Regions from separate parts of the Homo sapiens genome. Here region 2 is linked to region 1. A link is an interaction called in ENCODE POLR2A ChIA-PET data of the cell type or tissue named here. Cell type or tissue: MCF 10A. All regions are shown on one strand.

Region 1 (8,000 bases):
GAGGTACTTTTCTGCATAAATGAAGCAGGATACAGATTGTGATTTGGGGTATTTTGGGAGGTGGAAGGTGGCTGAATCCTCTGTTCAATTGTATTTGTGTCTCAGGCTCCAAAAATATCACTGTTTCAAATGCTTGCCTTTGGATTTTCACAGTCTTCTTTGGGACCTCCAGAAATTCAGCTACCCCTTAGAGGGTTAGCACCTAATAAGCAACCCAAAATAATTCTCAGGGCAGCATGAGAGATCTGGGGACCTGGTGGGGAAAATAAAGGATGTCAAGGACAGACCAAGACATGCACCCATGTGGCTCAGGAGCAGCCCAGGAGACGCGCCTGTGTGGCAAGACATGAGATGGCCCCTTTTCCGGGAGCTGGCAGTTCCCTCAGGGGCCCCAAAGTGAGCTCCTAGGAACCAACATGTAAGGTCCTTTTTAAAGGCCTAATATAGAAACAGTACTGTGTGGTGTTTTGATTTAAGGAAACATTTTGACAAGATCACTGAAAATACCCTCTAAATAAGATGAGTGAATAAGAGCTGGGTATTATGGTAATACTGAGTAACATTTATGAAGCCATTCATACCTACCAGATGCTTTACAGACACTACATCCCCGAAAGGATAGGCACTTTGGTTATTCTGTGGCACAGAGGAAGAGAAAACCATAGAGGGATCACTTACCCACAGCCCCACGGCATGTACATGCTGGAGTCAGGAATTACACCCAGGGCTACTGGCCCTTTTGTCACTGTTGAGCTTGAAAACAGCCAAACAGCATAACAGAAGGCTGCTGATACGTGTGTTTTCGTCAACCAAGAGGGAGTAGTGTCCTTTGCTCTGATTTGGTCAACAATTTTCTCATTACTTGGAAAGATACCAAAAGTGTGCTTATCAGCAGATCTGATGACACAGGCAAGTAATGTAACAATTAGAGCTAATGCCCACTCAGCGCCTCCTCTATCAGACACTGTGCGTTTTCACACCTAATACCAAAATCTTATGAAATGGGTTTGCTGATTTATAGTTTAAGAAACTGAGGCAGCAGGATTCATGCTGGGCATTCTGTGTTCTGGGTTCCAATGTTTAACGGCTATACCATCAAGGGCACGGAGCCAGTCTTGGTAGATGTGAATGATGCTTGGATCTGTCAAGATGCTAGTAGTGATTGGTGTATGTCCTCACAACTCAGTTCCCCCTAAAACCAGCAACTGGAGTATAAGTGTGAAGACTCATGGTTTGATAGCAATGCTTGTCAAAAAGGGGGCAAGATGGCCTGTAATCCCAGCACTTTGGGAGGCCGAGGTGGGCAGATCACGAGGTCAGGAGATCGAGACCATCCTGGCTAACATGGTGAAACCCCGCCTCTACTAAAAATACAAAAATTAGCCGGGCATGGTGGCGGGCCCCTGTAGTCCCAGCTACTCGGGAGGCTGAGGCAGGAGAATGGCGTGAACCCAGGAGGTGGAGCTTGCAGTGAGCCGAGATCGCGCCACCGCATTCCAGCCTGGGCGACAGAGCAAGACTCCATCTCTAAAATAAAATAAAAAACAAAAAGGGGGCAAGATGTGCTCCCTGTGGGTCAAGAGTGTCCCAGACAGCTTTTGGGAAGGGTGACAGGTGTGTTGCTCTATTTGGCCCTGGTCAGACTCATCTGGATTGTTGTATTCAGTACTCAGCATTGCAATTTCAGGTGGTCATAGATTCACTCTGTAGTTTTCTGTAAAGCACACAGGAGCTCTTTGGCCAAGTTTCAGCTCCACCGAAGTCAGCGATGAGACCGTGGACAAAGTGCCTCATGTCCCTGAGCCCATTTCTTCATTTGTAGAAGAATCCAGTAGTTCAGGATGGTTTTGAAGACCCAGTCACATTGGATGTGATCTGTATAAAAGTGCTTTATGTGGTGGTCGTGTTTTATTTGTTTCATATTTCAGAAGACGGGAAGGTGGGTCTCGCAACCATGGCTGGTTTGGAGGCATGTACAAGAACCTGGGCTCTTCACTCAGGAAAAGAGAAGTCTAGGGAAACATGGTAGCTGCCTCCAGTAGAACTGCAATATGAAACAGGTCTTCAGAGGCTTCCAGGGCGAGGGGAAACCATGCAGGGCTCCTCCCCACCTCCCCACTTCTGCTTGTTGCTCTGCGCTTGTCCAGAGACAAGAGATGTTGACTAAAGTCTATGCAGGGAAGTTACTTACACCCTCCTAGGTCCAAAAGCTGCCCACTGCCTCTGGAGTGTTAGAGCAGAAAGTGGGCAGGCATGGGCAGGGCCATTGCTGCGGGAAGTTAAGAGGCACCAGAGGACAGTTCTTCCAACTTAGACGGTTTTTGTGAAGTGAAAGCAGACTGCAGGCCTCCAGCACTGGCGCAGACTCTGACTGGTGCAGGCCTCTAACACTGGCATGGATTTAGCAGATGAGAAAGATGGGTCTCCTTACAAATACTGGTCACTAGTGAGTTGGGCCTTGAGAGACAGAGAAAACAGGTATCTGCCTAAGGTGTGTCTGGTTAACTATATTGGCCCTTGAGGTAATCTACAATTTAAGGAGTTTTAGTTCCTCTAACATTTTAAGAAATCATTCTCATGTTTGAGTGCCATGTTTATAGTACCAATTTTGGGGGCCAGGGTGGGAAGATTGCCCTGAGCAAAGCTGTCCATTTTCCCATCATCTAGTTGGTTTTCATGGAGCGGCCCACCTGCTCCCCACCTCAGGAGATACTGGAGGACTCTAGCCCTGCGGTGGCTGTGGTCAGGCCAAGGGCAGGCCAGGCTTCCTTCCTAGGCTTCAGTTCATTCCCCCATCTTGCTGCCAAGGTACCTTTAGATGTTTTGGTCCCCTAAAGCATTTAAACAGACTGTCGTGTAAAATGCTGTCTGAACAAAGTCTCCCATGAACCCACGGCACAGTGTGTACCTGAACCTCCCAAGAGAAATAGTAAAATCACCACATCATCAAGTTGCAGCTCAGGGACTACGTAGCTTTAGTGGTGATGTTTGCAGGAAAAGGTTTCAGAGAAATTTGAAAATTGGCAGGTGCACTTTCTTGACCTTTCCAAAAATAGTCTGAGTCACTTTCACTTTCAGCCTTCAAACTGTGTTGAATGAAACCTTTGTGCAGTTTACAGAAAGTGAAGAACTGTTTGGCAAGAGAGAGAAGTTCGAGCTCCTAATAGCCTCGGCTGCATTGAGTAACATTTCTTTTGAGTTGTCTATTAACACTTTCCTGAAACATGCTTTTTATGACGCCTAGAACTTGTGTAAGAGTGACTGTAATTTGAGTTATTTAAAAATGTAAGTACAAGAAATGTGTCACACGCCATAAGAGCTAGGAAATGACAGCTCACATTCATCTTGGTGGAAGGAAACTCTAATTATTGGAAGATGTGATTGGAGTATTTGTTCTTAATACCTACGGTGGCTCTGTTATATGCTTGCCTAACACCAGTATTGGCTTGCAAATAACACTGAAAAGCTCCTTTCTTTTCCTCTGGTCTTTGTGGGAAGGCATGGTATGAGTCGAGATTGCTAAACCACTCTTCTGAGAGGACTCAGAGAGAGTGTTTATCCTAGACTATCCATGGCCCTGGTACTTCTGAGTTCAGTTGTGGTGTGATCTCATTAGTCCAGGCTCAGAATGGCTCGGTAACCTCAAAACTCCAAGCCCTCGGTGCTTGCTTTGCTTCCCTAGACTTGCAGCTTATGTACGCCCACATGTGCTTCATGCGTATTAAAAATGCTTGCATGTGTAGATAGGAAGATATATGTTGACTGTCCTGAAAAACTTGACATACCTAACATTTAAAATTGTTTTGAGTTTCCCCCGGGGATAAACTAGTCTTCAAATGTAAACGTGATGAGCAGCGTAGGGGCTATGGTACCAGAGAAAAGAGCCGAATCTCGGCCCTGGTCCAGCCCTACCTCTCGTGCTCTGTCACCTGCAGCAGAGGTGGAGTGGGGGCCATGTCTGTGAGCGGGACCTCATCTTGTCTATTCCTCAGACCCACCCAAGGGCAGGGATTCCCAAAACTGCTGGTACCTGTAAGAGGTATTGTATTCTTGGACTCCATTCCATAACCTCTCATCAGGATTCTGGGTTTGGAACTCTAGAATCAATGTTGAGGAAAAATAGAACTTGGCGATTTTATTTTTCTAGATATAATTCACATACCATAAAAGCCACTCTTTAAATTGTACAATTCAGTGGTTTTTTAGTATATTCAGAGTTGTACAGCCATGACCACTAGCTAATTCAGAATATTTTCATTGCCTCCCAACAAGCCTAGTACTCATGAGTAGTCACTCCCTTGCCCATTCCCTCCACCCCCAAGCCCCTGGCAACCACTAATCTACTTTCTGTCTCTATGGATTTGCCTATTTGAGACATTCATATGAATGGAATTATATAATATGTAGACTTTTGTATCTGTTTTTTTTTCATTTAGCATAAAAATTTTCAAGATTTGTCCACAGTGTAGTGTGTCTCAGTACTTCTTTCCTTTTTATCACTGAAAATACTTCATTGTATGTATATGTCATATTTTGTTATCTACTCATCAATTGATGAATACTTGTATTGTTTCCACTTTGGCTGTTACAAATAATGCTGTTATGAACATGTGTGTACAAGTATTTGTGTGGGTACATGTTATTTCTCTTGGGCATACCTACAGATGGAATTACTGGATCATATGACAACTTTATGTTTAACTTTTTGAAAAACTACAAAACCAACAAGCTGTACCATTTTGTAATCCCACCAGCAATGAATAGGGTTCTAATTTTTCCACATCTTCATCAATATTTGTTATTGATCTTTTTGATTATAGCCAATCTAGTGAGTGTGAACTGGTATCTTATTGTAATTGTGATTTTGATTTGCAATTCCCTAATGATGTTGAACAGATGTTCATATAATTGTTGGCCATTTATATAGTCTTTAGAGATATATCTGTTTTGCCCATTTCTAACTGAGCAAAACAGACAAAAATTGAGTTGTGAATGTTCTTTATGTATACTGTATACAAGCCCCTTAACAGATATATGATTTGCAAATCTTTTCTGTTCTGTAGGTTGTTTCTCCATGTTCTTGTTGGTATGCTTGGAAGCATAAAAGTTTTTATTCTGGTGGAGTCCAGTTTATTGTTTCCTTTATTGCTTGTACTTTTGGTGTCGTATCTAAGAAACCACTGCCTGATCCAAGGTGATAAAAAGTTTTCATCAAAGAGTTTTATAGTTTTAACTTTTATATTTATGTTTTTGATAAATTTTTTATATATGGTGTGAGGTAAGCATCCAGCTTCACTCTTTTGCACATTGATATCCAGCTATTCCAGCACCATTTGTTGAAAAGACTGTTTTCCCCCATTTATTGTCTTGGTACCCTTGTCAAAAAAAAAAAGTTAACTATAAATGTAAGAGTTTATTTCCAAACTCTCAATTTTACCCCATTGATCTTCTGTCTGTCCTATGCCAGTACCACACTATCTTGATTACTAGAGCTTTGTAGTAAGTTTTGAAGTTAGAAAGTGAGAGTCTGTCAACTTTTTCAAGAGTATTTTGGCTATTCTGGTTCCCTTGTGTTTTCATATGAATTATAGGATTAGCTTGTTGATTTCTACCCCGAAAAACGCATCTAGGATTTTGAAAGGCATTATGTTAAATCTGTAGATCAGTTTGGGGACAGATGTACCCTCAACAATATTGTCTTATCTATGAACATAAAATGTTTTTTTCTATTTAGTTCATTGATTTCTTTCATCTGTTTTGTAGTTGCCTCTGTATGTCTTGTATGTCTTCAACTTCTTTTGTTAGATTTATTCCTGAATATTTTATTCTTTTTTTTTTTTTTTTTTTTTTTGAGATGGAGTCTCACTCTGTCACCCAGGCTGGAGTACAGTGATGTGATCTCTGTTTACTGCAACATCTGCCTCCTGGGTTCAAGCAATTCTCCTTCCTCAGCCTCCCAAGCAGCTGGGACTACAGGCACTTGCCACCACACCCAGCTAATTTTTGTATTTTTAGTAGAAACGGGGTTTCACCATGTTGGCCAGACTGGTCTCAAACTCCTGATCTCAAGTGATCCTCCCGCCTCAGCCTCCCAAAGTGCTGGGATTACAGGCATGAGCCACCATGCCCAGCTAGAGTATTTTATTCTTTTTGATGCTACTGTAAATGGGATTGTTTTTTCTTTTTTTTTTTATACTTTAAGTTTTAGGGTACATGTGCACAACGTGCAGGTTTGTTACATATGTATACATGTGCCATGTTGGTGTGCTGCACCCATTAACTCGTCATTTAACATTAGGTATATCTCCTAATGCTATCCCTCCCCCCTCCCCCCACCCTGCAACAGGCCCCAGTGTGTGATGTTCCCCTTCCTGTGTCCCTGTGTTCTCATTGTTCAATTCCCACCTATGAGTGAGAACATGCGGTGTTTGGTTTTTTGTCCTTGCGATAGTTTGCTGAGAATGATGGTTTCCAGCTTCATCCATGTCCCTATGGGATTGTTTTCTTGATTTTATTTTTGGATTGTTCATTGCTAGTTCATAGAATTACAACAGATTTTTATATCTTGATGTCTGGCAGAAGCACAGTTATTTACTCTGAACTGATTTTTTAGTTCTAATCTTCTTTTAGTGGTTTCCTTAGGAGTTTCTATAGGATCCTGTCATTTGCAAAGAGATAGTTTTACTTGTTCCTTTCCAATCTGGACGCCTTTATATTTTTTTCTTGTGTTATTTCCCTGGCTAAAACCTCCAGTGTAATGTTGAATAGAAATGGCAAGAGCAGACATCTTGTCTTATCCCTGACCTTATTCCTGACTATTACTTATAATGTGAACAGTGGATTTTTTTTTTATGGAGGCCCTTCATCAGGTTGAGAAAATTCCTTTCTATTTGTACTTTCTTGAGTGTTTGTTTTTTTTTTTAAATCAAGAATGGGTGTTATGGGTGTTGGATTTTGTAAAAATGCCTTTTCTGCATCTATTGAAAGGAGCATGTTGTGGTGGATTTGTCTTCTATTGATAATTGTTACCACACTGATTAACTTTCAGATATTGCACCAACTTGCATTTCTTGGATAAATCTCTTGGTCATGGTGTATACTCTTTTTTTTATGTTGCTGGATGTGGCTTGCTGGCATTTGGTTCAGAATTTTGGGGTCTGTCTTCATAAAAATATTAGTCTGCAGTTCCCTTGTGATGTCTTTCACTGGTTTGGGTCTCTGGGTAATACTGATTTCATAGAATGATTTAGGAAGCATTTCCTTCTCTATTTTTAGAAGCGTTTGTGTAGGATTGGTGCTAATTCTAATGTAAACAGTTGATAGAGGCCGGGTACAATGGCTCACGCCTGTAATCCTAGTACTTTGGGAGGCCGAGGTGGGCGGATCACGAGGTCAGGAGATCAAGCTCATCCTGGCCAACATGGTGAAACCCCGCCTCTACTAAAAATACAAAACTTAGCTGGGCATGGTGGCAGGCACCTGTAGTCCCAGCTACTTGGGAGGCTGAGTCAGGAGAATCGCTTGAACCAGGGAGGCAGAGGTTGCAATGAGCTGAGATTGCACCACTGCACTCCAGCCTGGTGACAGAGTAAGACTCCGTCTCAAAAAAACAAAAAAATATATATTGGTAGAATTCACCAGCAAAATCATGTGGATCATATCTTTTCTTTGTTGGAAGTGCTTTGATTGCTAACTCAGTCTCTTTATTTGTTACAGCTTTCTACTTATTTTTTATTTCTTTTTGAAGAACTTTCACTAGTTTGTACCTTTTTAAGAATTTTTCTATTTGATCTAGGTTATCTAATTTGTTCACATATACTTGTTTGTAGTATTCCGTTATAATTCTTTTTTATTTCTATAAAGTCAATAATAATCCCCCCCACTCCCACTCCCAACTTTTCATTCCTGGTTTTAATATTTCTATCTTTGTTTCTTGGTCAGTCTAGCTAGGTTTATCAGTTTTACTGATCTTTTCAAAAAACCAACTTTTCATGTCATTG
Region 2 (8,000 bases), 190 kb before region 1:
CTTTTCCTGTAGCATTATTCAAAGTAAATTCTGATACAAGAAAATTAGGACTACCTTTTCAAGACAATCATTTTCTAGGTTAGATAATATCTGTGTACTACTGGCATTACTGTTCTTTCCATCTAAAAATCAGCCCTCTTAAATGGTACCCCTTGAAAACAACTTGAATAAATTAAGTAGTACCTTGCCAGATTCTGGAAATGCAAAACAAAAATGTCCTAGTATTTTAGACCAGTGGTTTCCAACTTTTGTTTATCCCACAGTCCTAGCTATTAAAAAAAAAAAAGAAAAAAGGAAGAAAAGAAAAGAAAAGAAAAAAGTACATCTATCTATGTATCTATTATCTACTTTCCTCCCTATCTATCAACCATCTATCATCCATCTATCATCTGTCTATCCACCCATTAACTCATCCATCTAGCTGTTATCTATTTACTTATCTACCCATACATACATCATACATCTATCTATCTATCTACCTATCTTTTTATCCATCCATCCACCCATCCTTCTATTCGATGAGAAAGTGCAGGTACTAAAGTCAGTTAGAATATTAAATATTAATAAACCTTGCTGAGTGGGGTGGCTCATGCCTATAATCCTAGCACTTTGGGAGGCCAAGGTGGGCAGATCACTTGAGGCCAGAAGTTTGAAACCCTATCTCTACTAAAAATACAAAAATTAGCTGGGTGTGGTGGTACACACCTATAATCCCAGCTACTTAGGTGGCTGAAGCACGAGAATTGCTTGAACCCAGGAGGCGGAGGTTGCAGTGAGCCGCTGCACTCCAGCCTGGGTGACAGAGCGAGAACTGTCTCAAAAACAGGAATAAATAAAATAAATATTATTAAAGCTTAATGTATCTCATTTTCAGACAAATAAATATGAAAAATAATTCCAATATTCTCCCTGCATCACAAAGGATAATTTTGTAAACATACTGGGCATCATCCTTGGACCCCAGTAAAGACCACTGCTTTGTATGAGGAGGGATTGGAGGTAGAGGAATGGCAGCTTTTCATATACTTGATCAGCTAATTGGGTTTTTACAAAAAAAAAAAAAGGTAAGGCACATTTTGACATCCCAGTTTAAAGCTTTTAGATGTTTCCAAATGTTAAAAATATACACACATCTCTATTTCTTCTTCTCCCTATTTCTTCTCACCAGCTTGGATTTTAATGGCTAAGATAGCCTTATAGATGGTTTCCAGTTTTGAACTATTTTTGACACCTGCACTATATTTTAAAATTGAGGCTATGTTTGTCTTATAACATGCCTAAGACTTGTTTATTACCTAAAAATGAACAAGGAAAGTCATAGCCTGCCTTAGTGTTCTTCCAGTGGACAGGAAAAAGCTTCTACCACTGAGCAGTTTAATGAGGCAATGGGAAACTACATAAAGTTTGGCTTTGAATCCATCAGGAATTGTGTTGATTCAAGGCACCAGAAAGCTCCTTATAGAATATAAGGCCAAAGAATATAAGATCCCCCTGTATTTTATTTTATTTTATAATTTTTTGAGACGGAGTTTCGCTTGTGTTGCCCAGACTGGAGTGCAATGGTGTGATCTTGGCTCACTGCAACCGCCGCCTCTCAGGTTCAAGCGAATTCTCCTGCCTCAGCATCCTGAGTAGCTGGGATTACAAGCATGTGCCACTACACCAGGCTAATTTTTTTTTTTTTTGTATTTTTAGTAGAGACGGGGTTTCACTATGTTGACCAGGCTGGTCCCGAACTCCTGACCTCAGGCGACCCACTCTCCTAGGCCTCCCAAAGTGCTGGGATTACAGGTGTGAGCTACCGTGCCCGGCCAAGTTCCCCCTTTAAAATTTGTAAATTCTTTCAGGGCTAGCATTCAAATAGGCTTTGAGGGAAAGCAATCACCTATTAAATTCTTTGTGAGAAACATCTCTGGATTAAACTTGAGAGGGATTCCATCTGGTCTCTGACCTTTGAGCTTCTTTATAATTACAACTGACCCCAAAGTCATTGTATTTTGCAGTTTTCTACCTTGGGTTCCAGCAGCCTTCATGATATTTGTAAGATATTAAAATTACCATCTGCTATTGCTTACTATGTCTTAGGCTTCTGATGTGATAAAAGTATTAATTATTTTAAGCAGTACATTTTTAAACTTCTTATCCTCTTTTATGAATGCTCACTAATGAATTCTTATTAAGCCATTAAGGTAAGTATGGTAATTTATTATTACATTTTTTTTCCTATAAAATGGGAACAGCTTGTCTGGATTTGCATCTATAATGGTAACAGTAGCTTCAAGAACATCTGCTTTGGTGTTAACTTCTAATAGGCCTTGCGTGGAGCAATCTGTTCTCCATGTATGGGACCCAGTCATTACTCACGTTCCTGAGAAAAGATGGCACCAAGTCAACTACTGCTGGTTTTATTTGTATTATTTTTAAGTCATTTTATTTTTTGCTGTAGATATCCTGTAATTGAAACATACTACTTACTTATAAGAATTCTACTAAAATTCCACTTCTATACTAGGACTAAAGTATTAAATTAGGAAGAAACATACATAGTACATTCAAATAATGCATATTTCATGAATCTTTGAGGTATTCTTGCCATTTGAGGAATTCCTGAAATGAGTCATAACCCACAGGATACATATCCGCAGAACTTTTGTTTTGTGACTTGCAGCAGCAAGTCGCTTACAACCAGTTTTACACATGTTTGTCTGGTTTAACTTCCTAAAATACAAATGTGGTCAACCCAATCTTCTGATTTCTTACTTTACAGACTAAGCTTTGCTATTCAAAGTGTGGTCCAGGCTCCAGCAGCGAGAATCTGACATGGAATCTTCTAGAAATGCAGACTAGCAGGCCCCTCTCAGAATCAGAATCTGCACTCTAACAAAATCCCCAGGTGATACATCATACTCATTAAAATGTGAGAAGTAAGATCTATAGGAACGGCCCCCAAAAAAGTCTGTCTTGGTGAAACTAGTGAAAAATGAAGAACCACAAAACAGTGAGTTTGTCATAAAGCTAAAGGTATCTAACGTTTTTAGTAGACAAGTATGAAATCTCCCCCTCCCTGCACTGCCACACTCCAATCTCTTTTCCATCCTCAGCGTCCTTGTTCCCACCTTGCACAACTCTGGGCCTCTGCACATGAAGCTTCTTCCATTGGGAATCCCCATCCCTGTCTGACAAACTCCTTTGAATTCTTCAAGACCCACTCAGTTTCTACCACATCTGTAAAGACATTCTCAGTGGTGTCCCTACAATGCCGTACTCATGCTGTGATTATAGTGTTTCTCACATTATATAAAATGTTGTTCATGTGTCTGTCAACACACCTAGACCATGTGCTCCTCAAAAGCAGGACTGTGTCCTCTCCGTCATTGTCTCCTCAACTCCTAAGAAAGACAGACACAAACTAGTTGCTCAATATGTTTGCTGAATGAATGTGACCTATGTGGAAATAAGCACCAGCAGAGACAGTTATTGTGAAATACTCCATTTGATAGGTTGAATGTGGTACATAGAAAGGCTGTCGGTTCAGGAGACCACTTGCTAGAAGACTTTGGTCAAGTCACTTAATCCTTCTGTGCCTCAGTTTCTTCACTTGTAAAATAAGAATACCTGATTTCTCTGAATGCATTGGATTATTCTGAGGGTAAAATGCAAGGAATTATAAAAGAATCTTTAAAAGTTAAAAAGCAGGAACATCAAACACATGGTTAAACATCAATATGAGGCAGTAATCTTTTTTTTAATGTACCATTAGAATGAAGACATACTATATATGAGTATTTGTGGCTCTTTTGGTTTTCTAGAGCTGCTGTAACAAAGTCCCACAGTCTGGAGGCTTAAACAACAAAAAATCTATTTTCTTGTAGTTCTGGAGGCTAGAAGTTTAAGATAAGGTGTTGGCAGGGTTGGCTCCTTCTGAAGCCTCTCTCCTTGGCTTGCAGATAGATGACGTCTTCTCCCTGCATCTTCACATGGTCTTCTGTGTGTGTCTGTGTCCTCTAACTCTCTCTTTTTATAAAGACACCTGTCAGATTGGGTGAAGGCCCACCCTACTGACCTCATTTTAACTCAATTGCCTCTTTAAAGACCCTGTCTCCAAATATAGTCGCATTCTGAAGTACCAGGTGTTAGGACTTCCACTTACAAATTTTGAGGAAGACAATTCAGCTCTTAATAGTGACTTATTTAACTTTACACAATAAGTGTTTGTGGCATTTTAATAAAGGTAAGGTACCTCCTACCTGCTCTATCCATTCCTCAAATCCAGCCGGTTGTTAGGGTTCCCGATTTTTTTTCCAACAGTAGGCCATTCAGAAATGCAAAGCACCATTCAGTTAATAATGGTGCGCCAAGACGGTTCAGACTTGGTAAGTGGGATTTCATTCGAACATGACTCAAGTGGAGAAGGAGGTTTTTACGATATTTTTAACGTTATAAAAATATAAAAGAAATATAATATAGAAGTATAGAAAGAAAAATTTAAAACTTCCCCTTCCCCAATCTGATCCCCCCAAGATGACCAATGTGAAGTGGTTTAATGTGTATTTTTCCATATTAAAAGTGCTTATATATGCAAACCTACACAAAAAACATATGCACATATGGAGTCTCCATATGGAGGCATTTTCACACCCATTTTACTTTTGTCAGTAACCCATCATACTGTCTCAGTTTCATGATGTAATTGCAGTGGAATTACATTTAACAGCTCAAAGTTACATATAATCAACACATTTCGATGGCGGTGGAGGAGGCAAGCAATGTGCCTCTTACTTGCCGGTGAGCCCCAGGGCTCTACTACCTCCTCATGCAGACTTAGTCGGTTGGCCGCCATGATGGTTAATTTTAGGTATCGACTTGACTGGACTTAAAGGACACCCAGATGCTGGTAAAGCATTATTTCCGGGTGTATTTGTAAGAGTGTTTCTGGAAAAGATTACCATTTGAATTGGTAGACTGAGTAAAGAGGGTAGCTCTTCCCAGTGTGAGTGGGCATCATCCAATTTGTTAAGGGCCCACACAGAGCAAAAGGGCAGAGGAGGGGCGAATTTGATCTCTTCCATTTGAGCTAGGACATCCATCTTCTCCTGGCCTCAGACATCAGCACTCTGGGTTCTCCGGCATTTGGACTCCGAGACTGACACCGTCACTTCACTGTTCCTGATTCTCAGGCCTTCAAACTCAAACTGATTTACATCACTGGCTTTCCCGAGTCTCCAGCTTGCAGACAACAAATTGTGGGACTCCTTGGGCCTCCATAATTACGTGAGCCAATTCCTATGCTAAATCAATTCCTCTGTCTTGTGTGTGTGTGTGTGTGTGTGTGTGTGTGTGTGTATAAATCTATACAACCGCACAGTGAACTCTTAACTCACAAGAGTCAACCTCTAAGATGCTGTCCTCTGTTTGTAGCTTTATACTGATTTATTTTCTTTTTTTTTTTTTTGAGAAGGAGCCTTATTCTGTTGCTAGGCTGGAGTGCAGTGGCGCAATCTCAGCTCACTGCAACCTCTGCCTCCCGGGTTCAAGTGATTCTCCTACCTCAGCCTCCTGAGTAGCTTGGATTACAGGAGCCCACCACCACACCCAGCTAATTTTTGTATTTTTAGCAGAGACGGGTTTCACCATGTTGGCTAGGCTGGTCTTGAACTCCTGATCTCAGGTGATCCACTCGCCTCGGCCTGCAGCAAAGTGCTGCAATTACAGGCATGAGTATACTGATTTCTTGAGTCACTTGAAGCACAAGTCTCTCATTTTTAAGAAGCTAAATTTACTTACTACTATGCTTAATTTAAATGTTGTTTTTCTGGCTTTAATAATTTCTTGTCTTCAGAAAATTATCACATATGTTCATATTCCGATGTGATCAAATGCTTGCAACTATTTTTTTGTTTCCTTTTCTAGGCCTTGTGGCCTAGCCCCTTTCCTTTCCATCTCCCTCTGGGGTCTACCTATCTGGGGAAGCATGCATTCTCTGCTCCTCTGTGCCTTGAGTCTTAGGGCACCAGCTCCCCACAAAGATGAGGAAGCAAACAGTTTATCAGCTACAGCAGTTGTCCAGTTCTACCAGTGATCAAGCAAGTAGATCTTATTCTAGAACCTGGTATTGGCAGGCTCATTTGGCCTGCAGATGGAAAGCCATGTTTGCTAATAGTGGTGTTAGTAATAAAAGTAATAGAAGAGAACCTGAGATAACACATAAATGAATGTTGGCTTTGTCTCCCTCCCTAGTCCCGTTGCTCAACAGGTTGGGGTAGTAGAGTATAAAATGCATAGCATTACGTGCATGTTTTGGTGGTGTTTGTTAATATTCAATTCTGCTATGGAAGGAAAAAAATGGAAAGGAAGAAACTTAAGATAGAAGTATAGATGAGTAGTAAGTATGTAGCTTGGAAGACATCCACAAAATTCTCAAGATACGTTAGATAAAGAAAAGTTGTTAGCAAGCAAAGCGTGAGAGAATGGACTGAGAGATACCCAACATATATTACTCTAAATATACAGGAGGCACTTGAGGCAATACATATTCATGAGGTTTGAATTCAACCACCCATCAGTGACACCCTTTCTGGCCCTACCTGTTCTCTGTCTAAGAAAAGCAAATAAAACCCTTATCTGCTCAGCAGGCTAATTGACAAGCTGTCAAGTGGCCAGGCATCCTTGCCGCCTTGGTGCCAGGCACCTCCTATGGTTGGGCACCCTGGCTCAAACCTCAACACTAGTCCTTATAACATCATCTATAGGGACAGCTGATGAGACAGAGACAAATGACAGACACACCACATGAACACTGTCATGTACCAGGATTCAGAGAGCCTGGCCCTTCATCCTGCTCACACCCTACACTAAGTCTGCTAACTAACCGTATTTCTTTTCCCTTGCATCTCCGTGTGTGTTTTAAATTGACTTAATACATTAAGTGCCTGGAAGAGTTTAACTTGTCCGGTGAGACTTTCTGTTCTGTGACCTCTGCAACTACTTGGCTGGTAATGTCAAGTTGGTGATGAGTATGGGATGAATCCCAACTAAATTAACAGGAAAACGAGGTCACACTGCAGAAAGACTCTCTGAAATCAAAGCCATACTTAAAGGAAAACCTCCAGCCTAGGAAGACTATGAAAAACTGACTCACAGTCTAGTGTAGAAAAGGCATTAAACAAGAATTTAGGAAATAAATCCAGGTTAAAACTCAACGCAGGCCTAACCAAATCCATAGGAGTGAAAACAAGAAGCAAAAACCTAGAGCCAAAGGCAATGGCTTCAGTGTTAGTGGGGGCTTTGATAATGTGCATAGGCAGACGTTATGGCAGAAATCAGACTATAGTAGCAACTGCCCACCTCTGGGAGCTGACCCTGGGGAGTCTTTGACAGCACCCCCACCTCTGCCTGGAGGATACAAAGAGGATCACTATGATCAACCAACAGAGCGATCGTATGCTTCAAAACCAGGAAGTAATTCTTGTGGTCCTGTTGCTCAAATCAAGGAAATGGGGGGCTTATACTAGGTCAGACTTAAAACAAATGATAGGAGAATTTAATTAAATCTCAAGAAACATAATGAATTAGCAGACTGAATTAAAAAAAATTCTAGGCTGGATTTAAAAAATCCCAGCACTTTGGGAGGCCAAGGTGGAAGAGTCACTTGAAGCCAGGGGTTTGAAACCAGCCTGGGCAACAAAGCATGTCTCTACAAAAATAAAAAATAAAGATAAAATAACCCAATGTGGTGGCGTGCACTTATGTTCCCAGTTACTTGGTAGGCTAAGGTGGAAGAATCGCTTGAGTTTGAGGTTACAGTGTGCTGTAATCACACCACTGCACTCCAACCTGAGTGACAGAGTGAGAGTCTTACTCAAAAAAAAAAAAAAAAAAAAAAAAAAAGCAGGGCTCAGTGGCTCACGTCTGTAACCCTAACACTTTGGAAGGCCAAGGCGGATGGATCTCTTGAGGCCAGGAGTTCAAGACCAGCCTGGCCAACATGGTGAAACCCCGTC

Evidence for each region. ChIA-PET counts read pairs that join two places held together with the same protein. Peaks named below come from ENCODE experiments on the same cell type or tissue, not always from the same donor. Only the 100,000 strongest peaks of a DNase experiment are listed, where the experiment ranks them.
Region 2: POLR2A ChIA-PET joins it to region 1 with 5 read pairs; 4 of 35 experiments call an interaction of 5 or more read pairs at or near these places.

What each region holds. Positions count from the first base shown.
Region 1 is chr9:91,203,303-91,211,302 of GRCh38, reverse strand. No RefSeq gene overlaps it. Among named protein-coding and RNA genes, the nearest start is that of LINC02937, 44 kb to the right of the region's middle. RefSeq lists an enhancer at 2,827-2,886. In MCF 10A, no CTCF peak of the experiment used is centred here; a DNase peak (open chromatin) is centred at 3,142.
Region 2 is chr9:91,390,654-91,398,653 of GRCh38, reverse strand. No RefSeq gene overlaps it. Among named protein-coding and RNA genes, the nearest start is that of NFIL3, 29 kb to the left of the region's middle. In MCF 10A, no CTCF peak of the experiment used is centred here; DNase peaks (open chromatin) are centred at 2,353, 2,623 and 3,423.